2 separate regions of the Homo sapiens genome follow, and region 1 is linked to region 2. Evidence: chromatin loops called from intact Hi-C (ENCODE). Cell type or tissue: IMR-90. All regions are shown on one strand. Links, peaks and the distances in the headings refer to the core of each region. The heading gives the core; the rest is flanking DNA.

Region 1 (5,378 bases), core at 87-5,086, 170 kb before region 2:
ATGAAATGTGAGAAATTGAACAATGAAAATATCTATCACTAATATAACTGCAAATATTTAGTGCTTGCCTTTAATTTTTTGTGAAAATTAGAGATCTGAACATTTTGTTAGCACAGTAAGTATATTTAATATACCTATTATCAAATTATAACTGATAGATCCAGTGGATGGAAAGCTATGGAAGTAAACACACCTAATATAGAAAGAAATACTACTTATGGTATAGGAGATATATATATATAATTGTTACAGTAGGTAGCTAGTCAGGCCTGAGCATGGCAGGAGAGGGCTCCTCCACCACCAGGAATGTCAGACAACCATCAGATGATGGTCAGGCAGTTGTTAACTGTCTTTCTAAAATAATTTGTTGCAGCCAGTGCCAGGGAAAGCAGTCTCCCTATCAATAGAAGAAACCTCAAACTGGGGATCAGCAGCTTCCAGATAAGATCTCAGGAGCTGGGTAAGTGGGCTCAAGCTTGTGCATTAAGATGCAAAATGACAGAGTTTAATTGGTATATGACCTTCTAGGGACATTTGACTGGCAAGGGAAGAATGCTTGAAGTGAGCATGTGTACAACTCCAGTAAACAAACTGTGCTGGTAGGCCACTGAGCATGTGGACAGCCCATCCCAAGGGAAGAATCAGGGGAGAAAGGATGCAAGACCCCAGAAGTATGCCAACACATAAAACCCCAAGTGAAAAAGTCAAACCACGCACTTGTATTTCAAGTTGGCCACTTGGCCCTCTTCCAAGTGTACTTTCCTTCCTTCTTCCCTGCTCTAAAGCTTTGTAATAAACTTTCAATCCCGCTCGAAAGCTTGCTAGTCTCTCCTTCTGCCTCTCAGCTGAATTCTTTCTTCTGAGGAGGCAAGAATGGAGGTTGCTGCAGACCCATATGGATTTGCTGCTGGTAACATCATTATCTCTGAGTTGAAGCAGCATGATTTTTACTTTCTTCTCTTTCTTATATTTTCTACATGCATTTATTTTATAAGTTAAAGGCTCCACTCCTTCATTAAAAAAAGGTAAAATTATTTTTTGATAATTGAAAATTAGTCAGTTCAAAGTAATGTGGCTGGTAATACACATCGCATTTTTGCAGTCTCTTGCAAAACAGAAGCTATTCTGACTCCCTTGTAGCTCACTAATTTTCAAGAATTTAATAAAAATCTGCTGCCTGAAAGAGCCGCTCCTGTCATCTTGAGAAGGCTGGGGTCTTTGCACCCCCTGAGTTCAGTGATTGCTTCCCCAAAAACACATTTCACAAGAGGATAGACTTTATCACATGGGTTCAGCCGGGCTGTGTCATAGAGACCCATCCCAACTCACCCCATGTTATTACCAGTGAACTACTGAGATGCTAAATCTTTGGCTTCTTGGTTTGAGTTGTGGAAGGACAGATAAACAAAAGTGCCTGCTAAGACCCAGATATCTGGAGGAATTCTGTGGATGCCCTAGAGCAAGGTTGACGTGCCGTGTCTGTCAAGGGCAAGAGAGTAAACATTTCAGCTGCAGGCCTTTCAGCCTCTGTCATAACCACTGAACTCTGCCTTTGTTGTGTGAAAGCAGCAAGCCTGGTGGAGCCCCACAAAATCGGTTATCTACTGCCAGTAGCAAACCTCCCCAAAACTTAGTGATGAGAGCAATGAATATTGAAACCCTGGTTATCTGACCAAGTCAGTATTGGACAAATTTGCACAGAGATCTTTTGGTGATTTGCAGAAGCTGGTGCAGGCAGACTTCTTATTTTCATCAATATCTAGCTCCATCAGGACTGAAAACTGCAGACTAGCTACTCTAGACTTCTGGTGGCTGAGAACAAGCCTGCAGGATGGCTTGACAGCTCTGGGTAAACTGTCTGAGAACATCTTCAGCTTGGGCAGAACAGCCTTCCAGGAATGAAGATGTCACAGAGAGCAGGGTGCTGGAGAGGGCTTTACTCTGAAGTAGGGGCGGCCAATATTTGATCCCATCATTCAGAAATCCCTCTTCTACCCACAGGCCTGGCAGTGACTGAGGCTCCATCTAGCTCTGGGAGAAGAGGAAGGGAGTGGCTTCCCACTGGGGGTGCCTCAGACCTCGCTTACCTCCACCCATAGCTGGTCCACCCACCATGGGTGCTCAAAAGTAGAAGGAAGGATGGGGAAACATTCAGTCCACGTCCAAATCATCGAGAAGACTTTTCAGATTGGGAATAATTCCGAAGCCAGATCCCAGCAAGGCACTGCCAAAAAATGGCTCTCTGGGGTTTATTTTCCTTTGGAAAGGACTTTTGGGACATACGGCAAGAGGGAGCTTTCTGGGTCCCTTAAAGGGCCCTGCAGGAAAGAAGGGCAGTGGGACGCATTGTCTGTTCTCCATAGACAATAGGGCAGACTGCTTCCTCCTTGGGACTGGTAGTTACGTTTATGTTTCTGACAACCAGCTGGCCACTGAAGAAGCGTGGAGCCAACAGCTGCAAGGGATAATTTTGGCAGCATCACCCACGGTGCAAATTTAAAACTCCAGCTGGTTCTACTGCAAGCAGAATAAACACAAACAGCTGATAATAAGTAAATTCAGAACTTGAAATATGCCAGAGACACTTTATAGCCCTCTGTTTTCTCCTAGTGTGCACTCTTTGTGCTCTCATCCTGTGGTCTTGAGCGTGAACATCATTTTCATATTTTATCTTGCTATCTAAAAGTTTTATTTATTTGGGAAATAAGTAGGCTCTGAATCTGGGGGGAAAATAGTTGTCAAGAACCAAATATTTGGCTTCCTGTTTCCCAGAAAGTGTTTGCTGCTGTTTCCATTTCTGGCCCAACATTTTTCCAGAGTTGAAAATGTCATTTAAATGAGTCAGTCCCCGGGGCTCAGAAGCAATGATAAAGATGTGGACATGGCCCCAGAACGTTGGAGCACTGCTGCCTCTGGTGGACTGAAGGGCAGCTGGCATTAAAAACAGGATGTTCCTGCTGTGATACAGGCAGAGGAAGAAGAAGGGTATGCAAACCAAGGCAGTCCCCTGCAGCCTTGCCCCTCAGTGTGTGGTCCCAGACCAGCAGCATCACTGCACCTGGTAGCTTGTTAGAAATGCACAACCTCTGACCCCACCCCGACCTCCTGCATCAGAATCTGCCTGTTGACAAGGTCTTGGGGAAAAGGGTATTGGGGAATTTGCTGCACACACACTCCGCTGGGCAACCCAACGGCCTCAATGAGACCAGCCTGCACAGGATTCTACCTGCCTTCCCCTACCTTCCACCACAGTTTCAATGATCCTCTTAGGAGTATGAAAAAGGAGTGGCCAAGATTGTCAGCATCAGCTTTTATCTTCTCTCTGTGAACACATATATCACTTACCAACTTGTCAGAAAGGCAGATTCCTGGGCCCTAATTCAAACTTCCTGAATCAGAAACTCTGGGGATTGGGCCCAGCCCTGTGGGTTTTAGCAAGCTCTCCAGGGCATTCTGATGCACAGGTTTGAGAAACAACTGGCTCATTGTATGTGAGGCATGAATGAAGTGGCCTCCCAGGCTCTGCTCACATCCTCACTACCCTCATCTCTTCCTCCTGGGCTTTCCACCTTGGGTCCTGGCTCTACCAACTCTTCCTTGGATCCTGAATCTACAGTTTCTACCTGCATGGGCACAAGTATCACAAACCTTATCCTGATGGGATAGTGGAACTCCACCTTCAAGCCAAGATAAATGTAATTTGTAAAATTTTTGCACAGACAGGAGGTGCAGAGGACATTGTTATCATGAAGCTGAAAGTCATGCAATAGGATGGAAAGGAGGAAGACTGAAGGAATCCAAGATGCTAAAAGTATTAAGAATTCATAGCCCAACCTCATACTGTTGGGCTATGAGTATGTCAACCTCATACTGTTTTCTGCAAAGAAACAGAGATAATAAGTGCTTTAGGTTTTGCAGGCCACTTGGTCTGTGCTGCTGTAACAGGAGACCAGCCGCAGACCATATATAAACGAATGGATGTGGCTGTGGTCCAATAAAACTTTGTTTACAGACTTTGAAATTTTCATAATTTTACATGCCATGAAATATTTTTCTTCTTTTGATTTTTTTCTGACCATTAAAAAAATGCAAAAAAGCCATTTTTAGCTCACGCACCATACAGAAACAGGCAGTGGGCCAGAGTGGGCCTGCAGGCCATAGTTTTCCAAACCCTGCCCTACAAACATTAATAAAGAAAAAAACTTAGAAGATGCAGGACTTGCTTATGAAAACTTCCTCTACTTCAAAAAAGATATATATAGAGAAGAAAAAAACCCAACCACTAAGAAGCATTGTATTCAAATGCAAGAGACAATGGTGGGAAAAGCCCTCTTTGTCTTGTTTCTGTCCATTGTGGATGTTTCTTGTCACTGTTGTGGAATTATGGTGAGTGAAAGAGAGGGCGTTAAGAAGGAAGAGAAGAGAAAGGAAAAGCAAAATACAGTGAGTATTTAGGAAGTTGTAGAAGGCAAAGTAAGGACTGAAATGACCACAAGCTTCATATTACAAGGAGAGAGAAAAATGTGGTTCTGTTCTTTCAGTTAAAGAGAAAAACGCTTCCACCTTACTCCCCAATAGAACCACAGATCTCAGAGTTGGCTTGGCTGAGACCAGGCCTATTGGATTCTTGGCTTCCGGTATCATGCAGCTTCTGGTAAGTCAATGTGTTTGACATTCCTCCACACTCTAGACTCCCCAGCTCCCAAGGAAGGAACACCACCTTTCATCTTCCAGGTCATTTCATTCTGCTATGAAGGTGTTTCCATCTCAAAAATTGGTAGTTCATATAAAGCGGGCAAATGGGCGCCATAGTCACCACCTTACAGACACTGCACTCATTTACACACCATTTTGCATACATTTGTTCTGACTGCTCTTCAGTGAGAACTTCATTACTTTTATATTACAGAATTGTTATACTTTTAAAAAACTTTAAATATCGGTCATTTGTAGTGAGCAGCTTAGTATTTTCCGTGATGGAGTGTAATAGTTTTCCATTGCTGCTGTGGTTAAAAACAACACAAACGTATCATCTTAGAGCTCTGGAGGTAAGAAGTCCAAAATTGGGGCACCATCAGGGCTGCTCTCCTTCTGGAGAATATAGGGGAGGATCCTTTCCTTATCTGTTCCAGAGATCACCTTTATTTCTTGACCTGAGGCTCCTAGCTCCATCTTCAAAGCCAAGAGCATACACAGCATCTTCTCACCTCTCTCTCTGACCTCTGCTTCTGTGTCACATCTCTAACCCTTCTGCCTTGATATTCCATCTTTTAAGGACCCTGTGATTGCATTGGGCCAACCAGGCTGAGTCATAGAGGCAAAAGCCAATAAAGGATTAATAACAAAACCAAAGGGAAAAAAATCCTTTGACAGAATTG
Region 2 (5,378 bases), core at 315-5,314:
AATTAAATTGTTTGTTGGTTAAGGACCAGACTCTATGAAGTTGGATGTTAACTTGTTGAATATTGATACATTGCAACCCTTTCTGCTGGCAGAGTAAATAACCTGAAAGATAGTGGTTCCATTGTCCTACAGGACATTAATCAGTCGCGTATCTGACTTTATCATTGGACTCTCTCATTCTGATATGCACTGTCAGTTTTTCCAGTCCTTTGAACCAGCTTTATCATTTTAGTTCTCTCACTAATGAACTAAGTAAATATTTGATACCAAAATATTTGTGGGGGAATCATATGTTAGCTTTTGAGGCTTGCCCTTTGATACTGTGTCATTCTGTGCCTTTGCACCTCTGCCCTGCTTTACCTGTAGGTGGAAGCCCTTCCCTGTCCCAGCTACCTGCTGTAAAAAAGCTTTCTCTGTGCCCTCTCGGGAGAAGCTTTCCCTGGCCCTGGGAAGAAGACATCCCCGCCCTCTCCACGTCCCCGTGGCACTTTGCTCATGAGGCTATCAGAGAATGTCTCAGACCACGTGGATCATGTTGGGGCCCAACCCCAGCTGTGACTGCTGTCCAGGCCTTTGTGTAGGAAGTGAGGGCAGGCTGGGGCAGGGCTTTGCGGGGGACACATCTTCAGAAGAGGCTGGGGTGGTCCTGGCGACCCGTTCGAATAAAGGAGTCCTTTTGCAAGGAGTTGTCATGCGTGTGCCAAGCCAAGGGCGAGAGACTAAGGCTCAGCTTGGGGGAAGGTGCGGATGGAAAACTTGGGCCTCTACTGTTCATCACATAAAAAAGGAGAGAAAAATGCACCAAGGATAGAGGGACAGAGACAAAAAAGGAGAGAAAAATGCACCAAGGATCGAGGAACAGAGAGGCTGGCGTAAAGGGAGCCAGAGTGTGCGAGGAGAGGTGAGGGGTGAGGAGGGGAGGCCAGGCTCATCAGGAAGTGCTGTGAGGCTCCTTTAAGGACAAGCCCCTGCATCCGGCCCAACTTCATAAAGGACAAGCTCTGAGTGGGGCAATCATGAGTTTCATAAGGGCATGGAAAAAGTTTCATTTGTCTTTGAGTCTTCTTCCTCCATCCAGCACATAATACATAGATGCTTGTTAACCAAGAGATTCACCAGTAAATGAATGTCTCTTATATATTTTTTTAAAGCAGGTATCCTGAAAAACATTTTCCTCAAAATATCTGCTAAAGCATTACTTATTGGTGCCTCTAAGCACATACCCTTCTCATCTGTGTTAGCACCACCCTTTTCTCTTTCTTGTCTTAAGGCTTCCACAAGGCTATCAGTCAGTTTTTACTGCCTAACAAGCCACCACATTTCCTATTGCCCCTGTAACAAACTACCACAAATTTAATGACTTAAAATGCCACACATTTGGCCAGGTGCGGTGGCTCATGCCTGTAATCCCAGCACTTTGGGAGGCCGAGGCAGTTGGATCACCTGAAGTCAGGAGTTCGAGACCAGCCTGGTCAACATGGTAAAACCCCATCTCTACTAAAAATACAAAAAATTATCTGGGCGTGGTGGCATACACCTGTAATCCCAGCTACTTGGGAGGCCGAGGCAGGAGAATCAGTCAAACCTGAACCCAGGAGGCGGAGGTTGCAGTGAGCAGAGATTGCACCATTGCACTCCAGCCTGGGCGACAAGAGAGAAACTCCATCTCAAAAAAAAAAAAAAAAAAGCTACACATTTATTCTCTTACAGTTCTGTGAGCCAGAAGTCCAAAGTGAGTCTTCCTGGGCTAAAATTGAAGCATCTGCAGGGCTGGCTTCTTCTAGGGGCTGCAGGGAGAATCTGATCTTTGCCTTATCAGCTGCTAGAGGCCTCTGGCATTCGTGGGCTGCATCATTCCAGTCTCTGTCTGTTGCCATAACTTGTCTTCTGTCTGACCTCCACATGTCCCTCTAACAAGGCCTTTGTGATTGCATTGGGCCAACCTGGATAGTCTGGGATGCTCTCTCCCCATTTCAAGACCCTTAACTTCATCACATTCACAAAGGCCCTTTTCCTATGGAAGGTGACATATTCACAGATTCTGGGGATTAGGAAGTGGACATCTTTCTCTGTAGAGGGGGGTGAGGTCTGTTATTTGGCATTTTGTTCAAGGTTAAGCACCAAAACCATGCATCCCTCTCACAATTTGGGCATTTTTCAATCCGAGCTTGGCTGACTCATGCATAGGCAGCAGCTGTTGGGCCAGCTGAGGGCTGGCTGGTTGAGGATGGCCTCAGCTCAGACAGCTCATCTCTGCTTTTGTGGCCTCTCACCCTCCAGCAGGCTAGGAGGGGCTTGTTTACATGGAAGCTGGACATGGTTCCAAGAAACGAGGCAAAAGCACTCAAGGCATATTGAGGTGCAGTCTCAGAATTGACCCAGAACCCCTTCTACCTCATTCCACTGGCTGAAACAAGTCATGAGGTCAGCTCAGGTTCTAGTGGGGAGTAAGTCAGTGGAGCTGCCAAGTCATATTGCAAAGGTCAAGATATAGAGAGTGGTGAAAGATTGCAGCCAGTTCTGCCATATGCTATGGTAAACACCTAGCTGCTGCAAAATCTTTCATTCCTTGCATATTATCAAGTACCTGCCAGGGCACAGCTTACAAACAAGAAAACAGCTCCAGGAACCCAAACTACCAAAGACTCTAAGAAGCAGCCCCTTGTCCTGTCTGTAAGAACTCTGCTCCTGACCATCACACACTGGGTTCATTTTCAACCTACTGCTCTGTACACAGCAGGGACCTCTGTGTGCTGCTCCCTATTCCTCTCTTCCTAAATAAACCTACCCCTCCATCAAGGTCAAAGCTATTCCAACAACTTGAAGCCTTGCCACTATTTCCCACAAGGGCGTCAGTCTCCCTCCCCATTCTACAGCCCACAGCTTCCATGTTAGCTTCCATGCAAACCCAAGGCTTCATTTGCCCGGCCCTGGGCCAGCACAGCACTGCTGAATCTGTGCGCTCCGTCTCCAACAGCGACACCGTGTGGCAGGAAGAAGGAATGGTAGTAATGGAGTAGGTGCAGGTTTTTCCCCACTTAGGTGTGAAGACTGACCCTCTTCTGTTTATAAGCCCTATGGTGGCTCAAGGAAGGGATGTTGTCCTTCCTGCCTTTAAGGCATTAAGACGCATAAGGACAATAAAATTTTAGTGGCTGAAAAATAAACAGCAGGATTGCGTTTACGCTCCACTTGGAGCAGGCCATCCTGGTTATACACACACCTTATAGTTGCTTTCTCCAAAACACATCTGGTTTTGGTTAACTTTTTACTTCAATATAATTTTAAGCTTAAAAAAATTGCAAAAAATAGTACAAGGATCTCTGTTTTGCCATTTTCCCAGATTCACCAATTAATTACCTATTTCTCCATTTGCAATGAAAGCAAGAGAGAAAAAGACAGACTTTTCCTTGGCTATTTGAGAGTTAAGTTGGAGAAATATTCCCTAATTTACTGATGATTACTTCAGTATGATTTCTAAAAATACAGACAATTTCTTATACACATACCTATAGTATTATTACCAAAATCAGAACATTTTACATTGATGCAATACTGTTATCTAATCCACAGTATCCATTTAAATTTTATCAGTTGTCCCTACAGTGTACTTTATAGTAATATTTTTTCAGTCCGCATACCTTTTTAAATCCTTAACGACTACATGCATACATTCAGTTGACAGAATATTGTGAGAAACTGATGAACAAGTTTAATCTTTCTACACTTTTTACCTAGCAGTGCAGGTAAGCCTAGACTCGATTGAGTAATACATAGTCCATTGAAAGAGGTATGGCCTTCCAGTGACAGTGTCAATTAATTGACCTGCAATAAGTCCAGGAGAGAAAGGTGGAACTGTCCTTTTAGGGCCAAACATTTCTGCAAGCCTGAAGTCCCTTCCTGAGTGTCTCCTAGGCAAAAGAGCAGGATTCCAGGTAAACTTCCAAAAGACACTGTTTCAGAAAAACACATCTGGCCATGTCAACTACAGAGTACAGAGAGACACAAGGACATGCCAGACCAAGAACATCGGCCTTATATGCCATAGCTGAGCTTTGTTTTGATGCAAAAATAAGTTTCTGGCACTTTTATGCCACTGTCAGGAGGAAGCTGACAGAGGTAGAAGTGAGGGAGGTGGCTAGGCTGCATTTCCAGGATGCCTGGGGTTGGGACAGCGTGTTTCCCTCTCGGGTCTAGGAAAAAACATGTTTTCTCCAGATTTGCCACCTACAGAAAATCTTATTATTTGCCTTATGAATATGAAGTCATTGTTCAAAGAGTTAAAAATAAAATAAGTGGGGAAGGCTATATTTGGCTAGGAATGGTGCTAATACCGGGTTATATAACCTCTCCCATGACACTCCATGCATGGAGCATCTCCACCAAGGGTTATGTGTGGAAAGTGCACAGAATGAATTTTACAGATTCCATGGAAAACACTGTCAGGCCCCAGTGTCCTTGTTGTCAAGACAACATCTTATTTTCATCTTTCTTCTTGCAAGTTCTCTAGCAAAGACATTATAATTAAAATCCCAACATAAGAAGCAACCGTATGTAAAATTCAGAGCACAGACTGTGACAAGCAGGGAATTGAGTGTGGAGTCCTGTGGTCAAACTTTAATAGACTTAGGACAAAATTGTATTGTCTGTGGGCCTAAGCTTCAGGGAGCTTTGGAGCTGCACTGAATCACTTTCTAGGGTTTTTATGGTTTGGGGTTTTACATTTAAGTCTTTAATCCATCTTGAGTTAATTTCTGCATAAGCTGCAAGGAAGGGCTCCAGTTTCAGTTTTCTGCATATGGCCAGCAAGTTTTCCCAGCAGCATTTGTTGAATAGGAGATCCTTTCTCCATTGCTTGATTTTGTCTGGTTTGTCAAAGACCAGATGGTTGTAGATGCATGGTGTTATTTCTGAGGTCTCTGTTCTATTGGTCTATATGTCTGTTTTGGTACCAGTACCATGCTGTTTTGGTTACTGTAGCCTTGTAGTGTAGTTTGAAGTCAGGTAGCGTGATGCCTCCAGCTTTGTTCTTTTTGCTTAGGATTGTCTTGGCTATACAGGGTCTTCTTTGATTTCATATGAAATGGAAAGTAGTTTTTTCTAATTATGTGAAGAATGTCAATGGTAGTTTGAGGGGAATAGCACTGAATCTATAAATTACTTTGGGCAGTGTGGCCATTTTCACAATATTGATTCTTCCTACCCAAAAGGATGGAATGTTTTTCCATTTGTTTGTGTCCTCTCTTATTTCCTTGAGCAGTGGTTTGTAGTTCTCCTTGAAGAGGTCCTTCACATTTCTTGTTAGCTGTATTCCTCGGTATTTTATTCCCTTTGTAGCAGTTGTGAATGGGAGTTCATTTATGACTTGGCTCGGAATG

The links. Peaks named below come from ENCODE experiments on the same cell type or tissue, not always from the same donor. Only the 100,000 strongest peaks of a DNase experiment are listed, where the experiment ranks them.
Region 1: it touches region 2 in a loop (3-fold over the local background); 50 of 110 quality-filtered maps call a loop at or near these places.

Annotation. Positions count from the first base shown.
Region 1 is chr20:23,059,397-23,064,774 of GRCh38, forward strand. No RefSeq gene overlaps it. Among named protein-coding and RNA genes, the nearest start is that of THBD, 12 kb to the left of the region's middle. RefSeq lists a silencer at 2,836-3,130. In IMR-90, for the core only: a CTCF peak has its summit at 2,916; no DNase peak of the experiment used is centred there; H3K27me3 peaks cover 546 bases.
Region 2 is chr20:23,232,630-23,238,007 of GRCh38, forward strand. No RefSeq gene overlaps it. Among named protein-coding and RNA genes, the nearest start is that of LINC03125, 87 kb to the left of the region's middle. RefSeq lists a silencer at 2,803-3,097. In IMR-90, for the core only: a CTCF peak has its summit at 2,984 (motif pointing left); no DNase peak of the experiment used is centred there; H3K27me3 peaks cover 440 bases.